3 separate regions of the Mus musculus genome follow, and all the other regions are linked to region 1. The links are chromatin contacts, found by Hi-C or POLR2A ChIA-PET in ENCODE. All regions are on one chromosome and are shown on one strand. Each heading gives the region's core, a stretch centred on a gene start or an enhancer-like site at or near the end of the contact. The rest is flanking DNA. Distances are from core to core; before and after follow the strand shown.

The links. A loop is a pair of places that touch in the nucleus more often than their neighbours do. ChIA-PET counts read pairs that join two places held with the same protein, here RNA polymerase II (POLR2A).
Region 2: a map of gastrocnemius shows a loop between it and region 1 (2.8-fold over the local background). The contact joins the promoter of Snapc1 here to the promoter of Hif1a in region 1. A Hi-C loop is called at or near these places in 2 of 37 maps with a recorded cell type or tissue (gastrocnemius and heart). POLR2A ChIA-PET finds 5 or more read pairs at or near these places in 4 of 5 experiments (Patski and embryonic stem cell).
Region 3: a loop to region 1 is called in a map of heart, with 2.2 times the contacts of the local background. The contact joins the enhancer-like site here to the promoter of Hif1a in region 1. A Hi-C loop is called at or near these places in 3 of 37 maps with a recorded cell type or tissue (T-helper 1 cell, T-helper 17 cell and heart). POLR2A ChIA-PET finds 5 or more read pairs at or near these places in 3 of 5 experiments (Patski and embryonic stem cell).

What each region holds. Positions count from the first base shown.
Region 1 is chr12:73,905,380-73,909,201 of GRCm38, reverse strand. It overlaps Hif1a (hypoxia inducible factor 1, alpha subunit), which reads right to left and starts at 1,335. Exons shown (of 15, transcript NM_010431.2): 1 at 878-1,335. The coding sequence starts at 912.
Region 2 is chr12:73,963,024-73,966,342 of GRCm38, reverse strand. Snapc1 (small nuclear RNA activating complex, polypeptide 1) reads right to left here and starts at 1,846. Exons shown (of 10, transcript NM_178392.5): 1 at 1,597-1,846. The coding sequence starts at 1,781.
Region 3 is chr12:73,844,793-73,848,527 of GRCm38, reverse strand. No RefSeq gene overlaps it. Among named protein-coding and RNA genes, the nearest start is that of Gm8075, 51 kb to the right of the region's middle. Within about 2 kb of position 1,692, at least 1 of the 3 ENCODE cell types and tissues checked has a DNase peak (open chromatin) inside an H3K27ac peak, as active enhancers do; it is heart, where a contact is called at or near this core.

The DNA.
Region 1 (3,822 bases), core at 86-2,585:
CTGTACTCAATTCTAAAATGTTCTCCTTAGACTCAAACCACAAGATGTTTCATAAACTTACACTGAATTCTCATGGAAGATTTCACACTTCAGATGTATGGTTTTTGGAAACAATTCTTTTCAGGTGTTCCAATAAATTTTCAGTATTTTAACCGACGGCTTTCATCATATATAGCCCCCACTCCATGAAATTACCGGCCTAAATTTAACCAAAACTATCCGTAAGTTATTTTCAGGAGTGAACGAGGCAGCCACATATTGATACATAACGTCTGGGCTCTCCTGACAGGTGATGCAAACACAAGTTTGTAGAAATTGGAAGTTGTTTACAATGATGCCATTTTCCTAAATTCCCGTTACTCTGATGGAGGCAAGTTTTTCCAGATTACAACCAAACCCGCACGTGCAAACTAGAAAGTTAGCGTCTTCGGGCCCCCAGAAGAAACTCCCTAACCTACAAAGGCAACGGCGGCCGCGGCGCAGCGAGGCGGCTCGGGGGAGCCCCGGGTCGGCCTCGGAGGGCCTCGACCCCAGGAAGCTGGCAGCGCGCACAGGGTCCGCCCGGGGCCCGCTGCTCGCGGCTAACGCGGAGGACGGGGAGGGAAGGCGCGGGAGCTAGAGGCGTACTCGGCCCTGGCCGGCTCGGCCGGATGGGCGCGCGGGGCAGGCTGGGCTGCGACGGCGCGGGGCGGGTGTCCGGGGCGGAGACCCCAGCCCCGCCGAGCGCAGGGCCCGCGACTCCCACCCCCAGCGCCAAGATGGCGACGTGGACCGCGGGGGAGCCCGGCGCGTGAGGCTGGGGGGGACGGAAGGGGAGCGGAGACAAAAAAAAAAAAAAAAAAAAAGCCAGTCCACGGAACGCGGCGGCCCGGCTTACTTTTTCTTCTCGTTCTCGCCGCCGGCGCCCTCCATGGCGAATCGGTGCCCGCGTTGTCTTCCCGGCCGGCGGCCCCCGGGCTCGCTCGGGCCTAAACGCCGGCTCTGTCCGCGCGCGCGGAGAAAGAGACAAGTCCAGAGGCGGGGTGGGAGGCGGGACGCCCCCCGGGACGGCGAGGCGGGAGCTGCAGGCTGCGCTCGCTGAGCTCCGGCTCGGGTTCCTAGGCGCTCCTCCGGCTAGCTTGTCAAGGCCTGGCTAGACACTGCCCGCGACGGCGGCGAGGACAGTCCTCGCGTCCCCTCAGCCGAGGAGGCTCTGTGCACTGAGGCGCTGAAGCAGCGGCAGGGGGCGGGCAAGGGCGGAGGCGCGCTCGGGCGCGCGGCGAGGGGAGGGAAAAGCCGAGGGGTGCGCGCGCCCGCTCAGCACCCAACGCGCGCGCCCGCGGGCCCGCCTCACCTGAGCGGAGGCGGGTTCCCGGAGAGCCAATGGTGAAGGACGCAGGCGGCCAGGCCCCACCCCAGCCCACGTTGCTCTCAGCCAATCAGGAGGAGGTCAGCTGAGCCCCAGCTGGGACGAGCTGCCCCGCTCACGTGCTTGTCTGTGTGCAGCTAGGGAGGGAAGAAAAAGGGGCGAGCGACGGGTGCGGCTGAGCCCAGGTCTGGGGGTGGGGGGGTCTCTGCACCTTCAATGGAAAGCTGCGTCTGGCTTTGGGAGGCGCTGCTGGAGCGAGTGGGCTGCCAAGCTTGGGTCCGAGCCTGGCTCGCACCGCCCCGGCTCTCTATAGAGTTCTCTGAGGCTCGCTTACTCCTTAGCTGCGTGGCTGGACCCGGTCGCCGCCCATCCCGCCCGAGTTTCCAGTTGAAAAAAAAAAAGCCAACTTTGCGTTCTGGCAGCCAGCCCCCCTGATGTTAGAGTGGGGTCCCTCCTTCCCAGGTGACCGACACCACTCAGTCTCCAGTCTCCGCTCTTTGCTACACAACAAGGGAAGTCTCCAAGTGATTAAGATTTTCTGGGCCAAAGTTTGACTACTGAGCAAATGCAGATAAAAATATAAAACAAATCCGTCTTGCCAAACCTCTCAAGGGGAGGGAAGTTGCAGGGCCATTTAAAAATAAACTATCTTAAGCATTTACAAATAAACAACAGCTTCAATAAGTGAGAGCACAAGCCTGAATTTGACAAGACAGGAAAAGGCATTGAATAGACTTATTTTGCTTTCATGTTGCTTTAAAAACTGACAAAGATCATCTTAAATGGATGCAGAAAAGGTGCAAGAATTGTTTCAGACTGAGTTTAGTTCACTGTTTAGACTGAAAGAAGAACAAGTCCTTCAACCTACAGACCTTGACAGGACTGCTCACCGGCTATGCTGGGAGCTATGGATTAAAGCCATCATTTTTAGTCGGTCTTTGGAAGCATAAATGTTAGGTCTGTGGGTATGGTGTGTGTTTGTTTTAAAAGTATTCCAAGCCCAACAAAGGAACACTTCGTGCCCGTGTGTGTACACACACACACACACACACACACACACACACACACACGTGTTATAGACACAACTGAGTCTGAATCTGGGGTCTCTGAAACTGACCTGACACTAGACTGTTTAGTATCTCTTCTTTGCCTTGTTAGTACATTGTTACAATCTAACTTTGGGTTGTATAATAATGTAGATATCTATGGTACATTTAAATTGCATTCAAATCCAAAAACAATGCCCTCTAGAAATACACATAATGTCCAGGTCTAATAAGACAATAAACAATGCATGAAGCAACTCAATACTCATAAAGATATGATTACAGCTGGAGATTTAGCTCGGTAGTAGAGGAGTGGTCTAGCATGCACAAGGCCCTGGCTTCAAAAAAGAAGTTAGGACTATATAAATAGATTTGAGCACTATTTTTGTTTGAAATCTAGAACATACCTCTGAAAGAGCTACAGGGTATATATAAAAAGAGTAAAAGACCAAAACTAATTACTTGTTTTTCATTTTGTTTTGTTTTTAATCATGGAAATATATATACATATACATACATACATATATATATGTATATGTGTGTATATATATACATATATTTGTGTGTATATATATATACATATATATATATTACACATATGTAGTGTAACACCCTGAAAGTACAGTGTTAAGAACAATGGCTGCAGAATTCAGAGTGAGCTCGGTTGTAAGCACCAGTGCCAGTCATTTAACCTCTCTGTGCCTCAGTTTATTCATCTGTAAAATGGAGAAGATGGTACTTACGCTGCAGCACTACTGATGGTTATAAAACAGAAAAATCACTTGAAACCACATAGGGCAATAGGAAGCCATCATTAAATGCTGTGGAGTATTGTTCTTGTTATCCCCAAATTCATGCTAGTGGCAGTTGGTCATGCCTCTGTAGACTGACCAGTTTCAACTGTTTAAGTGCCAGTGGTGTTAGTGTGAATGCTTACAGACTCCCTTTTTTCCCGACATTGTAACTTCCCAGAATGTTTGCATCTCCATAAATGAGGGCAGTTACTGAAAGCACCAATTGTTCTTGTCTTATAACTTAAGCAGTTCTCGCTGGTCAGGGATCACAGCTGTAGAATATAATGTTCTTGGAATAAAAATATGAGCTTTGCGTAATAGCAGGTCCAACTCACTTAAAGGTTTTTTTTTTTAAAGCATTTTGGAAAGTTTAAACAGAATGATAATTCAGTGGACAAGATTTTTTGAATATGTATTACAATTTCCTCAAGCTTCCGTTTCCCTTTGTAAAAATTTACAATTTATCATATTTTGTGCATGGCCATAAATAGATACCACCATGGAGAACAGTAATATTTAACCAAGTAGTTAAGATACAAAAGTGCCAAATACTATCTCCTAATTCTGATAATCCTGCTAACAGATCCCTAAAAGGCAAATATTCTTATTGAATAAAGTTAAAATCACTCTTTTT
Region 2 (3,319 bases), core at 597-3,096, 57 kb before region 1:
TCTGTATAGCCCTGGCTGTCCTGGAACTCACTCTGTAGACCAGGCTGGCCTCGAACTCAGAAATCCGCCTGCCTCTGCCTCCCAAGTGCTGGGATTAAAGGGGTGCGTCACCACGCCCGGCTATAAGCTTCAATTTTCTAATCTCTAAAACATGGAACACTTATACCAGCTTTTCAGAGCTCTAAGTTAAGTATATTAGATAATGAATCCATTACAGTTAGCTACATAAAATATCAGTTGTACAATAAATAATTTTTGTTGTTATTTGGGGTTTTGAGACAGTGTCTCCTGCAGAATTCTCTTTGTAGCTAGGATGGCCTTGTACTCCTGGCCTTGATTCTCCCCACATTCTGGGCATTCTCCCCACATTCTGGGCATTCTCCCCACATTCTGGGCTTAGAGGAGTGCTGCCCCAGAGCAGGTTAATTTCATCACCTGTAGTAATTTACACCTTAATTTGTAATAACTGACAATCTACATAATAGTCTAAATCAATAATATAAAAAGTTCTATTTTATTCAACAAAAGATCTATTAAGATTCCATTCAATCATTTACCCTTTTCAAGAATTTATATGGTATGGTAATTAATACAAACACCGTATTCAAACGTGGGCAAGGTGGTGAATGCCTGACCTTAGAAGGAAGAGTCAGGCAGATCTCAAGGCCAGTCTGGTATAACGGCAAGTTTCAGGCCAGCCAAAGCTACACACAATGAGGGCAAGTCTCAAAAACAAGTAAGGAATACCACATTAATCACATGGCTGTTCTCACTAAGTTCAGTCTAAGGGAGAAATCAAAGAGTAGTAATAACTCTGAACATTAATTTCACACGTCGAACCAGCTAATATATTGATTCATTTAATTCCCACACTATCATGATCTAGTTTACAGACAAAAAGGGTTGTCTCAGATCTGGGGGAGGGGGACTGGAGAGCTGTATTCAAATCCTGATGCCCAAGACCCATCATCTCCACTCTTCACCGTTATCCAAGACTGCGTCTCTAATTATGAAATATACTCTAGACGGTGAGATAAGCCCTTCGTGCTGGGGGTAGACAGAACTCGAGCCTCTCACTTAGTCCCGAAGGCCAAAAGAATTCCCTAAAGAACTGTCATTTGGGTTCAAAAATGACTGACGAAGTGGACAAGCAAAAGGAGATGGAAAATTCCCAGGCTAGGAAACGCCAGTGGAGTACCAAAAGCAACTCGAGCCAAGAGAGTGAGTGCAAGGTGTGGGCACTGGAGATGAGGCTGGGGACAGAGGTAAAGGCAGCTACTGGCTTGAATCTAGGCTTTATCCAACTAAAGGCGATACACAGAGATTCAAACCTGCACTTGCAACGTCAGTTGTTGCATGCTAAATGAATTCGTTCGTAGAGGACCCTGTGTCGGTGGGAATACTTTGTTTCTAACCGCGGATTCATTCGGCAATCAAGATTGGAGGAGGTTTGGCCTCGGATGGAGGCGGTGGAGATGCAGAGGGCCGAGCCAGCAGAGTGCAAGGGCGACCCACGGAAACCGCCAAGGCGGAGGTCGGGGATGCAGGCTGCGTTCCCCACAGGAGAGACAGGGTAGGAGGACGAGGCACACCCACCAGAAGATGGTCGCGAACTTCATGCTGCGCCAGAGCTCCGTGAAGTCCTCGAAGCGCACGCTGTCCATCTCTTGGAAGCGGCTGAGCAGCGTCTCGTAGTCAGTCTGCAGGCCCGGAGGGATCCCCACGCCTTCAACAGTTCCAGCGCCCGTGGGACGGGTCCCGGCGCCCGCAGGAGTCCCCATGCTCACTCTCTCCCGGACCCGGCTTCCCCAATGCCCAGAAGGCCCTGTAGCACCGCCCCAGTCACGTCACATCACGTACGCGCACTCCGTGACGTACTATCCGGGACCTCAAGCCCCGCCTTCATCCGGGTCTTACCTGGCGCCTGTGGCGCTTCTTGCGCGTGCGTAAATGCAAGGTGATTTTAGTCTAGGAAGCCGAACTTGGTGTGATACACGCCTTTAATTTCAGTGCTTGAGAGGCAGAGACAGGAGGATTTCTGTGATTTACAAGCCTGTCCGGTGTATGCAGCGAGTTTCAGGTCTACATAGAGAGACCCTCTAAATAAATAAATAAATAAGACCTTCAAATTAGATAAGTAGGTAGATAAAACAATAGTAGTGCCTGCTAACTATTAATCAATAGGACATGAAGACTCGATTTCTCTCTCTCTCTCTCTCTCTCTCTCTCTCTCTCTCTCTCTCTCTCTCTCTCTCTCTCTCTCCCTCCCTCCCTCCCTCCCTCCCTCCCTCCCTCTCTCTCTCTCTCTCTTTCTTTCTTTCTTCTTTTTTTTTTTTTTTCCGAGAAAGGGTTTTCTGTATATCCCTGGCTGTCCTGAAACTCATTCTGTAGATCAGGCTGGCCTAAAACTCAGAAATCCGCCTGCCTCTGCCTCAACTAACAGCCCCCAAAAGGATTTGAGGTCTTCATTGCCTCCTGACTTATGTAAACTACACTTAGCCTGCCAGTCTTCTTTAAAGTGACTCTACAGTAGCAACCACCCTAACCTCCCTCCACGTGGGAAGATGATCTAAAGAGAACTTGTTAGGGAAGGAACTCCCGTGGTTCTTCCTCATTGCCAAGATCCCCTACAGTCTATGCTTACTTGAGTGATTAATTTGTGGCTCTCCAAGTAATATGCAACCACTCTGGGCAGCAGTTGCTGTTTCCTACCGTTGTTGCCTCTGACAATCTAGCACACTGTCTGATATACTGTTTGGCTAAAGTAGCTCTCTAGAAATCCCACTTTTTAGCTTCTCCCAGGGGCTTGTTACGGGTTAGCATTCTGTATTTGAACTGTATTTCTGTTTTGAAGGCACACTAATCTTTAGAAAAGGTATTCTGGGATGTGCTTGTATGGATGCATTTATTTTATTGTTTGTAATGGTTTGTTTGTGTGTGTGTGTGTGTGTGTTTTCATGAACACACCTCCTGGCCCATGTGGAGGCCAGAAGTTGATGTCCAGTGTGTATACATATATTTTAGTTGTAGTGGGTTTTTTGGTTTGTTTTGGGTTTTTTTTTGTTTTTTTGAGACAGGGTTTCTCTGTATAGCCTTGGCTGTCCTGGAACTCACTTTGTAGACCAGGCTGGCCTCGAACTCAGAAATCCGCCTTCCTCTGCCTCCCAAGTGCAGAATTAAAGGCGTTTGCCACCACGCCCAGCTATAGTTGATTTTTAATTTTATGAAAATAGAATTGCAATCTACAACTCATATTCTTCAAAATATTTTTAAACATTCAAGATGTATCTGTGCTGCTATTTGCAGCCATAGTTCCTAT
Region 3 (3,735 bases), core at 443-2,942, 61 kb after region 1:
AATAAACTCGGAGTCCTGTCATCAAGAAGGATCTGAAAATAGCCACTGCAATGCCTCTCTCCTGTAGGTGCAAGAGTGAAGAGCACCCACCACTGCGTTTTGGACAGAGGAGCTTGTTGGGAAAGTCTGTGAGAGGTACAGGAGCCATAGGTTAGGAAGAGGCAAAGAGGCCAGTTTGCAGCGGGTTGAAGAAGGCTGGAGACTACTTTTCAAATAAGTGTCTGTTGAGTACGTAGTGTCAATCCCTTGTTGAAAGAGTTTCTGATAAATGGAGAGGAGCTATCTAGGACCGAAGGGGCCAAGAAACGAAAAGCTGAGCTAGAAAGTTCAAACACAGAAGACAAACTTTACCCAATTTGCCGTTGGGAGGAAAAAAAAACAACCCTCTTTGGGGCAATAATTTTGTAGGATGACTTTCTCCACTTTGGATTTTCATCGTTGGTCTTGGCTGCAGACTGTAATTTTTAGTAGTCTGAGTCGGCAGTAAGAGAGAGGAGGCTGTATTTGAAGTGCAAATAACGCCTGCCTATTCCAACTGTGTACAGTTCCGGGAGAAATGTGATTAAAAGGTTTCCACAAAGCACTTCAGTTACATTAGCTGGAAGGGATTCAATTTTGAACTCCTTCCAAGATTTTTTTTTTAAATGAGGGATTATATATTTCATTAAAAAAAAATAAGGATAAGGTGGAAGGCAGGTGAAGTGTCTAATTGAATAAAAGCAATAGGTTTTCCACTAAAGCCATGTACTCTAAGTTTTCACTGGTGTTCAAGAACAGCCTTCGTGTGCTTCTGAACACATCTTCTGTCCGTTGCCTGTGGCTGGGTGGAGTGGAGGATGGCCTGGTCTTCCGGAGCAATCACCTTGAGGACAGATGTAATCAGCTACTGTCTTGCCTGATGAATTGTCTCATACGCTGTTCTGGCCACCAGAGTCTTAGCTCTTGAGTTTAAGGAAACACAAAGCAGTAGGAGAAAGGTTGTGACTTGCAGCTGAAAAGTCCCTATCGGAGTCATCTGAAGGCAACCATGACCTCTTTCCGGTTTGCGAAGCAATCTGGAAGCACGCATTTTCGGGAAAGAATCTTAAGTACAGAGAAGCTAAATACAGGGTAATTCCGTCTGACTCTATCTGGCTGGCGCCTTTTTTTGAGCTGCTTTACCCAGTTTGGAACAGAATTCCCTCTGGGCTTTACCAGTTTAGAAACAGTATCAGCGATGGAGGATTTCAGCAATCCTCTGATTCATATGAGAAAACAGAGATCTACTAATCCCTGTCGGATATACACAGCCTCGGCTTGCTCTACTAGAACTGCACTTTCACAATATCTTAGTAATTAAAAAAAAAAAAACCTAAACAAAAATAATCTCCAAACCCTTTGTATCTGGGTTGTCAACACTCCCTTTATTTTCAAGAGCTTAAAATAGCATTAAAGCCTGGGTTGACCTTGCAGCTTCTCTGGGCAGCAATTAGGCTGCCGACTCAGTAGCATTCTCTGTGTACGCAACTGCCGAAGGGACGTTAAATTGCATTTTGCTTATTTAGTGGTTTGAATAGGAAATGTTCCCCCACAGGCTCTGGTGTTTGAACACTTGGTTCCCACCTGTCGGCTCGGATTCGAAAAGCCAAGGAATCATTAGAAGGTGGAGCTTTGCTGCCGGAAGTGAGTCACTAAGGGAGGGTTTTGAGGTCTGGTAGCCACACCCCTCCCTCGGTCCACTGTCTCCTGACCAGAATGTGACCTGTTGTCTCATGCTCCTGAGGTGACTCCATTATTGCCAGTATATAGCTTGTAATCTGGAATACACATCTCTCTCTTACGTTGATTCTGATAAGGTATTTCATGATAGCAAGTTCAAGAGCATTTTATCTGGTTCTTTTACTTTCAGGGCAAGTTAGACATCGTGCCAATGAGGACTTTGAGGACTTTCAGGTTCAAGCAACATAGACTATTTCAAGAAGCAAATTATATATATATATATATATATATATATATATATATATATGTGTGTGTGTGTGTGTGTGTGTGTGTGTGTGTGTGTGTGTGTAGTGCCCATATAAATAAAAATCGATGGGAATCTTGCCATATAATTAGTTTTATAAATGTGTAATGTCATTGTTGCTGAGTGGCAGACACTCTGGATAGCCAGCACTAGGAACTGTGTGTAGTCCCGTTCCCCACACCATTTATCACCGGCAAGGATTTGTTCAGTATCCTCTTTGTACCTCTCGATTCTAATTTATAGCCTTGGGAAAAATAATCTATTAGACAGAGTTGGCCATATAGCCATTGCTCTAGCAGCAAAGGAAGGAGGAACAGAGACCGTGTACCTGGAAGAGTCAGTTTCCACAGGAGATGGTTTTACTAGGATGCAGAGCTAGGATGGATGGACAACCAGGAAAGACAGGTGTTGGCTATAGAGACTTCATTTAGTGTTTTTACTATTCTTTATAGTTTTTTTCAGAAGGCATATGTTAAAAAGTTGCAAAATCCAAAAGAGCAGAACATTATATGTATGTATGTGTGTGATATCTATATAGATATCTATATATAGATATAAACCCCTCAAGTGTTTCTCTGGACCCTCAGCCATCCATGGTTGAGCATTTACTATCATTAGTATTAACTTGCCCTTCCCGTAGGAAGATTTTATTCTCTCACGCTGTGTAGTCAGGTTTGGCTATGTGCTCAGTAGACAGTAATGATATGTAAGTATAAGTGGCTACATTATTCCTGGGCAGTTAAATACAACATTATGTTTTTTCTCTTTCCTTATGTGTTGTCAAATGACAACATTTCAAAAAATGACAGCCTAGGTTCCAGGGTGTATGAAATAGTTCACATTTGCCCAGGGCCTGTGATTTCTGTGATGCTTTTGGCTTAGAAGGCTGCCTCTTATCCTCTTGTGGACCCAACAACAATAGTTTTTCTTTTTCTTTTTTGTCCTCTGCCACTAATGAAGAGAAGTAACCAGAACTCAGAAGGCAAAGGAGAGGAACACTGGGATACCTATTACCTTTAACCTTTCCTTCTCAGGTTGTCACGGGACAGGGGTATTCCTCTGTCAAAGATCTCCAGTTCTTGCTGAGTGATGCCTCCCCTTATTTCCTGTTCACTGATGTTGGCTATCCTCACCTTCATCCGCACCTTTATAACTAGCTCATCTAGCAACATCTCCTTTACTACGTAGGCATGTTTGTCATCTGTTTCTTACCAGGAACCTAATGCACAGAGCTCAAGGAAAAGTATTCTAGTGACAAACCCCTTGCCCAGCTGGCATGAACACCTGGATTTGGGGGTTATTTGCTACTATAGCAAAGCCTTGACTCATGAGGCATGAACACTGGGATTTGGGGGTTATTTGCTACTGTAGCAAAGCCTTGACTCTTTAGACTGGTATGAAGTCATCCTAGTTTCTTACAATGCAGTTCTTTCCAGTCAGCAATTGGTCTTAGTTACTTCTCCTGTTGTTATGATAAAACACCTGACGAAGTCAACTGAATGAAGGAAGAATTTATTTTGGCTCATAGCTCTAGGTTCCAGTCCATCATTGTGGAGGTGTCACAGTGGCAGAGCCTGAGCAGCCAGTCACACTGCATGCAAAGCCAAGGAGCAGAGAAAGAACAATGAACACTCACGCTCAGCTCAGCTCAGCTTCTCCTTGTACAGTTCAAGACCTTAGCTCAGGGAATAGCGCCACTCACAGTGGATGGGTCATCTGATCTTAATTAGCCT